Regions from separate parts of the Homo sapiens genome. Here regions 2 and 3 are each linked to region 1. A link is a contact called in ENCODE Hi-C or POLR2A ChIA-PET data. All regions are on one chromosome and are shown on one strand. Each heading gives the region's core, a stretch centred on a gene start or an enhancer-like site at or near the end of the contact. The rest is flanking DNA. Distances are from core to core; before and after follow the strand shown.

Region 1 (3,250 bases), core at 703-3,202:
GTAAATCATGATACATGGACAAAATGAGTGGACTATTCTGTGTTTCAGAATGGGCATGACCGATATATATGTGTATTAATGTGGGTCAGTCTCCGTGATATAACACTGAGCAACAAAAGCAAGATACAGAACGCTATGTATTATGTGCATAAAATAGCTCTGAAAAGATGGGCAGGGCGCGGTGGCTCACGCCTGTAATCCCAGCACTTTGGGAGGCTGAGGCGGGCAGATCACGAGGTCAGGAGATCAAGACCATCCTGGCTAACACAGTGAAACCCCATCTCTACTAAAAATACAAAAAATTAGCCGGGCGTACTCGTGGGCGCCTATAGTCCCAGCTATTTGGGAGGCTGAGGCAGGAGAACGGCTTGAACCGGGGAGGCGGAGCTTGCAGTGAGCGGAGATCACGCCACTACACTCCAGCCTGTGTGGCAGAGTGAGACTCCATCTCAAAAAAAAAAAAAAGTGTTGGGAGAGCATAGAATGAATATAATACAGTTGAAGCTTTGTATAGATACTTTCTGGTTAGGGATGAGAATGCCCTTCTGGTCTTTCTGAGTACCAGCCTGCATTTCTCTATGTCATGTCCTCCCTCAGGTATTTGAGTACAGCATCCCAGACAAACAGTATACAGATTGGAGCCGGACTGTCCAGAAGCAGGGCTTTCACCACCTTTGGCTCCAAAGGGATACTCCTATCACACACATCAGTTTTCATCCCAAGAGACCGATGCACATCCTTCTCCATGATGCCTACATGTTCTGCATCATTGACAAGTCATTGGTGAGTTCTTCACTGCTACCTCCCAAATCTTCTTCTGAATCTTAAAGTTCTAAAAGCAACAAGTACAATAAGGTAAGAGGACAGAGACTCAGAATAAAGGTAGCTAGTAAATCAGAATACAGGTAGCTAGTACATTTCTTGGAGGAGAGGGGCTTTTGTTTTACAGATTCCCTGGTTTGTGTTCCCACAGTTCTTCGGGAGGCTCTCGGGGAAGGGGCTGGCCTTTGTATACTGGCTTTTGCTGATTTGACTATTTGTCTACTTTGCGAGTAAGCACATAAATCTTACACAGAAAAGTGATTAGGCCAGTATTCGGAAGGTGACCCTCATCCGGAAGTATCATTGATTTGGCTAACTTGCTTTCAACTTTGAACTCTGGGGTATCTGAATAACCTGGTTTCATTAAAGGAGGTACAGGCTGAGGTTTTGACCTCTGTGCCCCTTCGCTAAAGCTACTAAAACGCTGTCTGCAGGCTTGAGGAACTGGTCTTAACATCTTCGAAAAACCCAGCTAGGAAAATTCTTCATGGCTGTGATTTACATGGGATACGAGCATTTTCTTCAGTTTTAGATTCTGTCCTCTTTGCCAGCTGCTGTTTTGATTCACCCTGAATTTGTATGGCTTTTCTGGGCAGGTGCTTTGTTTCCTAGGAGCATTGTGGCCATGCCTGTCCTGCACTTTGGGCTTAGATTACAACCATCACACGGTGTTTTGGTGTGTTTGTGAAGGTGGGGGTGGAAGGAACATGGGGGAAAGCAGCAGATGGCTCTAAAGGAGGTGTGCACGGGGATGTGTCACTGGAATCATCTCGTGGGCCCTGCGACCTCTGGGTGTGGGAAGCAGAGCTGGCTGACAAGTGCCTTCTGCAAGATGAGTGATACAGGAAGGGCCCCTCCCACTCTCTTGCCTCTTTGTAATTGAGCCCAGATCATTTTTTCCAAAGCATTGGCTTTAAGTTCATCGCTTCCTTACAGTAGGCATAGCTATTTCCCAGGAAGTCAGAGACAAAATATCATTTCTTTGGCCAGAGGCCACCTCGAGGTGTCAGTGACATCAGCACAGGTGGTTTGTGTTGAGGTTTCGCCTGGGGAGAACTCCAGTCACTTGTCCAGTCTGTGATCTGGTTGGGGGAGAGTCTAGAAAGCACAGACCCTGTGTGGGCTGAGCTCCTGCACTTGCCAGTTTGTTCCATTCTGACAAAGTGATACTGATGAGACAGGCCAGAAGCCGCAGAAGGGCCCTTTGATCTTGCTGCATGGAGTTAACAAGCTCTCTTTGCCTCATACACCCACCCTCTACAGTGTGGCTGCAAGAGTAGCTTCAGCTCTTTCTCCCTCTCTCTCCTTTTCTTCTTTTTTTCCCCCCTAGTTTTTCTGAATAGAGGTATTATGGCTACAGCTGTTTTCCCGAATTAACGAATGTCAGGGAGGTACTGAATATATATGATGGTTAGAAGATGATGTTGGGCTCAAAATGCACTACAGATCTTTGGTCTGCAGAAGCCCAATAAAAGTAACCATTTAAACAATGTGTCTTTGTTTTTTTAGCCCCTTCCAAATGACAAAACCTTACTCTACAATCCATTTCCTCCCACGAATGAATCAGATGTCATCCGGAGGCGCACAGCTCATGCTTTTAAAATTTCTAAGATATATAAGGTAAAACATCTTGTGTTGTTATTCTGGATAGTTGGTTCCTTTGTGATACCAAAATGTAATAAACTCCACAATCGGAAGATAAGAGCACCTTCAGTTTCCATGCAGAGAACCTGGCTTGTGGGAGACAAGTCACCTTTTTGAGGCTGGCTGTCCCTTGTATATGTTTTATTGTTCTTGCCTTAGTAGGTTAGAGGCAGGCACATCATACTTAACCAAAATGAAATGCGTAAGTAGTGAGAAATGTTGGCGCTGAGGGTAGAGTCTTTGTTGTCATGAGAGCTGGCTTTAAATTTTACTTGTTGGAGTGTTCCATAGGATAAATGTCAAGCAGGCTGGGCTTGGTAGCTCATACCTGTAATCCCAGCACTTTGGGAGGCCAAGGCAGGTGGATCTCCTCAGCCCAGGAATTCAAAACCAGCCTGGGCACCATGGTGAAACCCCATCACTATTAACAAAAAAAAAAAAAGGAGAGTTCTGTAAATTACTGATTACTCAAATGACTCAAATGTGATTAGCTTCTTGATGCATTTGTAGCTTGCCAGTTGTCAGTTGCCTTAGGCTGGGTATGGTGATTCACGCCTGTAATCTCAGTACTTTAGGAGGTTGAGGCTGGAGTTCAAGACCAGTCTGGGCAACATAGTGAGACCCTGTCTCTACAAAAAAAAAAAAAATATAAAAATTAGCTAGGTGTGGTGGAGCATGCCTGTAGTCCCAGCTGCTCAAGAGGCTGAGATGGGAGGATAGCTTGTGCTCAGGAGTTCAAGGCTGCGGTGAGTATGATTGCACCACTGCACTCCAGGCTGGGTAA
Region 2 (3,075 bases), core at 485-2,984, 400 kb after region 1:
CCTCTCTGCTACCCTGTATACTGACTAATGGGTGGCGTATGGGGGGTCTCCAAGAGGTGTGTTTACTCCAATTCAGAAGCTATAGGATTTCAGTAGGCCTTGGCCTGTTGGGCAATGTGAGGTTTCAATCTTTCTCTCTCAAATGAGTGGGGCTCTTATCAGTTATGAAGGGACTTCCCTTGGGACTTGTCACGACACCATACAGCAGAGATGGCAATTTGAGGGCAGTTTCTTGTTCTGCTTTGCCATCTTGGGGTGGCTCTGAAAAGCTTTCTGAACCTCCGACAAAAGAAAAATGTTCACAGGATTGATTACTACACACAATTCAGTGAAGACAACTGGGCAACCTGAATCAAATGTTGAGATGAAAGATAGGTGAGCTCTGATGACACACGTTTAAATTCTAGGTCTACAGGTAAAACTTTGTAAAGGGCCTTGCCTCAGCGACATCTGTACTGGGCCCTCCTTTGCTGAGAGCTTCTTACCCCAACCCTAGCACTCCAAGTCCCGAGAACTGCTCAATTTCATGGGAAAAAGTCTCTATAATTATATATATATGTATATATGTGTGTATATATGTATGTATATATATGTGTGCATATATATACACATACACATATTACAACAGACTGATTTTCATGAGTTGTAACTATCCTTGTAGATAAAAAACGAAACCATTCGAATAGCTTAAAAACCATGCCCACGTGGCTACTGGCATCAATATTCCACACAAGATTAAAATTACTTCCCAAGATGCACACCCTGCACTCCAGGTAATATTTCAATAACTTGATTAAAAATTTCTCAGAAGTCTATTAGAATCAGAAAACGCTCTGCGGTGTGGGTGAGGATTTTAAATTTTTGCAACGGAAACTTTTGGCTCCACGAACAGAAAAGCAAGAGCAAAAACTCAGTTAAATGCGTTCTTCCTCCATCTTTGCCTAGTCCAAAAGGAAAAAAAAAGAAACAGAAAAAAGAAAAACTGTTTGGAAGAGTAGCGTTGAGGTTTGCTTTTTACCTGTTTTTCCTCTAGAACAGCCAGGTGGATTCACATGATCCAATTTTTTAATTGTCTTCTATGTCCCACTCCGAATAACCCGGATGCCCCAGCACAATCAGAGAGATCGTTTTTTTTAAAAAAAATTTCAGCCTCCAAAGGTAGGAGGGGAGTGTTAGGGGAGAAAGTACTTTAATTAAAAATCAATAACTCGAGGTTTTTGGGATACGGTTTGCCATTTCCTAATTAAGAAATGGGTTTGACAGTCCCTTTGTACACACTGCTATGCAAACCCCAAAGGGTTGGCGGCTGTCCGGGCGATGACACTCCGGTCCCCTGCGAGACCCCGGGCCAGCCAGGCCCGTCCGCCGCCGGCCTCTGGGGTCCGTCCCCGGCTCGCGCAGACCTCTCGCTTCTCTCGGCTCTGTCTCCTGCGCTCAGCTCTGCTCGGGGCCGGCCGCCTCAGGCTCGCCGCCACCAGGTCGTTGCAAATACCTTTTCCCTCCCCGGGGCCCCAGCGCGCGGCCACCTCCCAGCCTCCCCCCCTCCCACCCTGGCAGCGGGGCCCTTTCCCGGCTCAGGAACAGCAGCAGCCCGGGCCGCGCCGGCAGGAAGCGAGGCCCATGTTGCTGCTGTTCCCTGGCGCGCCTCCCCGCCCTCCGGGGGCCGCCACGGCTCTTCCGCGCTCCCGGGCACCCCCCTCCGCGCCTGCGCTGTGCCCCACGGGGGCGGGGCTCAGATTCCTGTCAGCGGCGGCGGCGGTGGCGGCGACCGTCAGTTTTCGCTGAGGAGAAACACGAAACGGACCCTTTGGCTCTCCCCCTTCCCCTTCCCCGTCCTGAACCCCTCTCCTGGTCACCGAGAATCAGTCCCCGTGGAGTTCCCCCTCCACCTCGCCATCGTTTCCTCGGTCCTCGGCCCAGTGGAAGTCACTACCCTCGAGGAGGAGGCAGCGGCAGCCGCCCTCGCGTCGCCGCCCCCGGTTCGGTGCCCGCGGTCCCGGAGAGGAGGTGCCGCCGCCACCGCCGCTCCCCCCCTCCCGCTGCCCTCGGGCCGGGCTGGGTCGAGCTGCGATGCCCTCGGACTTCATCTCATTGCTCAGCGCGGACCTAGACCTGGAATCGCCCAAGTCCCTCTACTCGCGAGGTGAGTCAGGCTGTGGGGGGTGGGGCGTGGGGGCGGGGAGACAGGGAGACAGGGAGACAGGGCCAGGGGAGGCGAGGGGTCCCCGTCCCGCCGGGGGCGGCTGAGCCGCGACCCCCATGGCTTCTTTGGCCGGAGCGGGCAGAGGCCGAAGGGATCGGGGTGACGGTGGAGGGGGCGGGCGGAGCAGTGGCGGCCCCTCCCCCGCGGAGCCGCCGGCCGCTCGGGGCCCAGATTCCGTCGGCCCCCGGGGCTCTGCGGCACCGGTCGCTTCTAGCCGCTCTCAGCCCGTCCGGCCCCGCCAGGCTCCGCGAGCCGCCGGCCCCGGCCTCCCGGGCTCGGGGATGGCCCCAGACTGGGCCCCGCGCTGGGGCCACCGCGATCGGGGCGCCGCGTCTTCTCTTACCGGGACCCTCCTCCCCAGCAAAGTTGCCCCCAAGCGGGCGGCGTGGCCTGGAGCCGGTTCTGAGTGCAGGGTCACCATTTTCCTCCCTTTCCAGCTTGTTTTTGCGCCGTCGTTCCACCCCCTCTCCCTCCGGCCTAGTCCACTCCCTCCCCATGTTGGGACAGCCCCCCTCGACCAGGCGTTCTTCCTTTCCTCGTCATCTTCTTGCTGGAAAGGGCCCGATGGAAAGGGCCCGAATTTTCTTTTCTTTTTTTTTCTCTTCCCACCTCCGTGGCATTCTAATTACTTCTCCCTTCTCCTTTACAAAGATGGGGGTGCCCTCTCTGGATTGGTTTTATTCCTCTCCTCTCCCAGGAGGACCAGCCCAGGCACAGACGCTGTCCTTTGAGAATTTTCTCTGCTTTTCCGTTCAAGGGCTGGTTGCAGGGAGGGAGCTCAGGCAGAGACTTTTCATTTAAGAACTCTTTTGGCTAAGGCCTGCAGGGGATTCCCAGCATCTGAAATATTAGCACTGGAGCTGATCCCTACT
Region 3 (3,144 bases), core at 611-3,110, 500 kb before region 1:
TGGACACCCAATAGGTGCACCCAGGGCTCTGGCAGGCCCTTGCAGAGCTGCCCCAAGCTTGCTAGGCAAGGGCAATGGGCCTCCCAGCATGCCCAGGGGTGGGTCCCAAGTGAATCCAGGAGCCCCAAGGCCTCTTGGGATCCCAGCATGTGCAGCCTCTTCCCCCCACCCCACTTTGCTGCCCTATGACCTCTCCCGTGGGTCTCCTCAAAACGGGTCTGGCTCACTGGCCACCATCTTGGTTTTCTTGTGCGTGGAAAATACTTGGTGACGGAGAGAGGCAGACCACAGCCTTGGCACCAGGGCTCAGCCCCTCTCTCTCTCTTCTTTTTGGTACAAGAATAAAACTATAAATATTTTATATAATAATTGTCAGCCTTATGCTATAAATGGCTTTATGACCTGCTTTTTTCCCCCCTCTGCAAAATACTTTTTCCTGGGTAGGTTTTCTTTTATAGTATTTAAGGCTGTAGATTAGGCATTTGGGTGACTGTGGCACAGCATAATTAACTGTTCTGTTGAGAGTTAGGTTGTTGAGACCTTTTTTTGCTTTTTTTCCCTATTAAGCAAGTCACGAACATCCTGGCAGGTATGGTTTTGTCACATCTGGGATGGTATCTTGGCACAATTCCTGGGTCAATGGGCTTGTTTAAGGCATTTTAATTTGCCAGAAAGGTTGTGCCAGTTAATATTCCCCCACCCCTAGCAATATATAGCAGCACCCGGTTCCCAACTGTGACACAGCACTTGCCCTTTTAATTTGTATTTCTTAGTTGGTGAACTTTTTTCTATATGTAGTTTTACTTAGGAAAAATGCCAGAATCTTTCTTCAAGTCACTTCCACCTACTTTTCCCCGGTGCCCTCTTATCCCAATCCCTTAACAGAAGGTAGTGATAGCTATAAGGACAAATTTGTTTGTTTTGTGAGCTAGGTATGTCCCTAAAGCAAGCTAGAATAGAAATTTCCTAGGCAATCTCTTCCCCCAACTCCCCAGGCTGCCTTTTGGCCACAATATGTTTAAGATGATGTTTTCCTTTTCCTCTAGTCAAAATACCCAGAGATCAGTAGGGAAATTGGTGGAGAGTGATCACTTGATGGACATTTTGTCTACGGAAAGATGGGTGGTTTTATTTTGCCAGAACATCCAGTAATGTTGGACATCAGGACCAGATAGCACCTCCAGGAAGAGACAAGCTCCTGACCTTCAAGGGTATTCCCTTGGGAGTATGGAGGTGTCTAGGCAAATTCCAACCTAAAAGCAGGCCTGGAACATAAGAGGAATGAGTTCTTAGCCCAGCATCCATCAATTCTTATAAGTCTATTTAAAAAGCTTTCTTTTCCCAATAGCTCTAGTACCCCAGGGACCAAACTCTTCTTGCCCAAGTTTTATTAGTGGCGCCAGTTCAGGACCCGAGGCCAGGCTTGGCAGGATGATCTTTAGAGAGGAGCTTTGAACATAGGCCAGAGACTCCTGGTTTCCATTGGATGTCTTCTATCGAGTGCAGATACATAGAGCTCTGGCTTTTTTGTTGTTAATTTCTCTTTTTATTTATTTTTACCTATAATGTGTCCTATGATATTAATTGTTAATTTCTCTAGAAGCAGCCTCAGGTTACTGATTCCCTTTTTCCCTTCCCCGACAGTATTTTAGGGAATGTACATTTAGGCTCAGTGCTAAAAGCTGTCCATTTATATTGGTAGAGCAGGCACCTCTTCATCAGGTTCATTGACCTTGTAATTCAGAATCCTTGTGGGAGAAACTGAGGCTAATGCGGTCAAATGACTGTCTGAAGCCCTGGATGGGTGTGGAAGAAAGAGCTATGTTTAGGCTTTCATTTTCCAGCCTTAAATTCTGAACTATTGCCCCATGTGCTCATCATCAAGTTGCCCCAGAAAGAGTTTGATGCAAGCCCATTCATGCCCCCGTGATTTGGCCAAGATGTGTGGCCTTGTGGAACCATGCTGCAGTTAGGAACAGGAGTCAGTTTACTTCGCTGACTATTAAAAGATGGGGTAAAGGAGGGATGAGTGATGATGAGACCTGGTTTCGTATCAGTTTCATTATGAAACTAGTGATACAAGCCAGTGGTGCCAGGAAGCATCTGGGAGGAAATTGTAATGATCTGCCCCAGGGCTTACCATTTACTATGTCTTGACTCATAGCTTGCAGAGAAGACTACTCATGTTCCTACATGTGCCTAGCAAGTTTCCCTAGAAAGGCCAGCTTTTTCATGAAATCTCCGTCTTCTGCTTCCTCTGGTAAACCACAGAGGACCCCTACAAAACAGCCCTCTCCAAATGCAGACTGAGCCAGTTCCCTATTGTGCCCTCTGGTCCCATGTGTCACCATCTTTGATCAGCTTCATCCGTTGAGTAAAGCATACAGCTGTAGCTAACTTCTTCCCACTTTGAGAGAGAATTTTTCGATGGTATACATAGAAAGAGGCCAGGATGTGGATGTCAGAAGCCTAGGTTAATTGTAAGTAGTCTAAGGTACCTTTTTATTGAGAGCTTACCTTACTTACTCTGGGCCAGGCACAGTATTCAGTGCTGTTTGAACACTATCCCATTTAATCTTCCTAATAACCTGATGAGGTAGGTATTGTTTCATTTTCCAGATGAGGAAACTGAGCTTCTATATAATCATACAATTTGCCCAATCATGTGATAGATAAGTGACATTATAGGGATTGGAATCCAAGTCTTCTGGACTCCAAATTTCGTATTCTTCATTATTTCCCTGCCTTCAGGATTTGAAACCTGATCTTGCTGCTTCCTGGGGCAGTTCAACCCCTGGCAGCCTCTTGTTTCCTGAGTTGTCAGATTGGGAGAAGTAATACCACATTGCAGGTTATTTTGTGAGGATTTGGGTAGGAAAACACTTAGCTGGGTATCCTGAGCAGAGTGGGTGTTTGAAGCTTATTCCTATCAGTCTGGACCATTGCCCCTTGGTTGTGCTCTGTACCCAACTCAAAGCAGTTTAGAGCTGATGGGGCCAGCTCCTCAGATGTATCTGGAATATGCACCCTGAGTGGGAGGCACATACACCTATAATACATGACCGTTGGCTTCCCCTTGATTATTGACACTGTCCCTTCTACAAATAGATGCACAGCCCAGATACTGTGCTACAAATATGTGGA

The links. A loop is a pair of places that touch in the nucleus more often than their neighbours do. ChIA-PET counts read pairs that join two places held with the same protein, here RNA polymerase II (POLR2A). Pooled maps may share reads with other maps.
Region 2: a pooled map shows a loop between it and region 1 (14-fold over the local background). The contact joins the promoter of NFAT5 here to the enhancer-like site in region 1. A Hi-C loop is called at or near these places in 5 of 50 pooled maps. POLR2A ChIA-PET finds 5 or more read pairs at or near these places in 2 of 52 experiments (H1 and activated CD4-positive, alpha-beta T cell).
Region 3: a pooled map shows a loop between it and region 1 (4-fold over the local background). The contact joins two enhancer-like sites. A Hi-C loop is called at or near these places in 2 of 50 pooled maps. POLR2A ChIA-PET finds 5 or more read pairs at or near these places in 3 of 52 experiments (Caco-2, PC-3 and activated T-cell).

The regions. Positions count from the first base shown.
Region 1 is chr16:69,164,744-69,167,993 of GRCh38, forward strand. UTP4 (UTP4 small subunit processome component) reads left to right here. Exons shown (of 17, transcript NM_032830.3): 15 at 598-783; 16 at 2,332-2,442. Among named protein-coding and RNA genes, the nearest start is that of SNTB2, 21 kb to the right of the region's middle. Within about 2 kb of position 1,953, at least 7 of the 41 ENCODE cell types and tissues checked have a DNase peak (open chromatin) inside an H3K27ac peak, as active enhancers do; they include PC-3, where a contact is called at or near this core.
Region 2 is chr16:69,564,232-69,567,306 of GRCh38, forward strand. It overlaps NFAT5 (nuclear factor of activated T cells 5), which reads left to right and starts at 1,735. Exons shown (of 15, transcript NM_138713.4): 1 at 1,735-2,143. The coding sequence starts at 2,071. MIR1538 (microRNA 1538) reads right to left here and starts at 1,637; the gene lies at 1,577-1,637. RefSeq lists enhancers at 1-699, 102-241 and silencers at 1,361-1,740, 1,460-1,636, 1,931-2,200, 2,221-2,530.
Region 3 is chr16:68,666,356-68,669,499 of GRCh38, forward strand. All of the region lies in intron 2 of CDH3 (cadherin 3), which reads left to right. Among named protein-coding and RNA genes, the nearest start is that of CDH3-AS1, 22 kb to the left of the region's middle. Within about 2 kb of position 1,861, at least 3 of the 41 ENCODE cell types and tissues checked have a DNase peak (open chromatin) inside an H3K27ac peak, as active enhancers do; they include PC-3, where a contact is called at or near this core.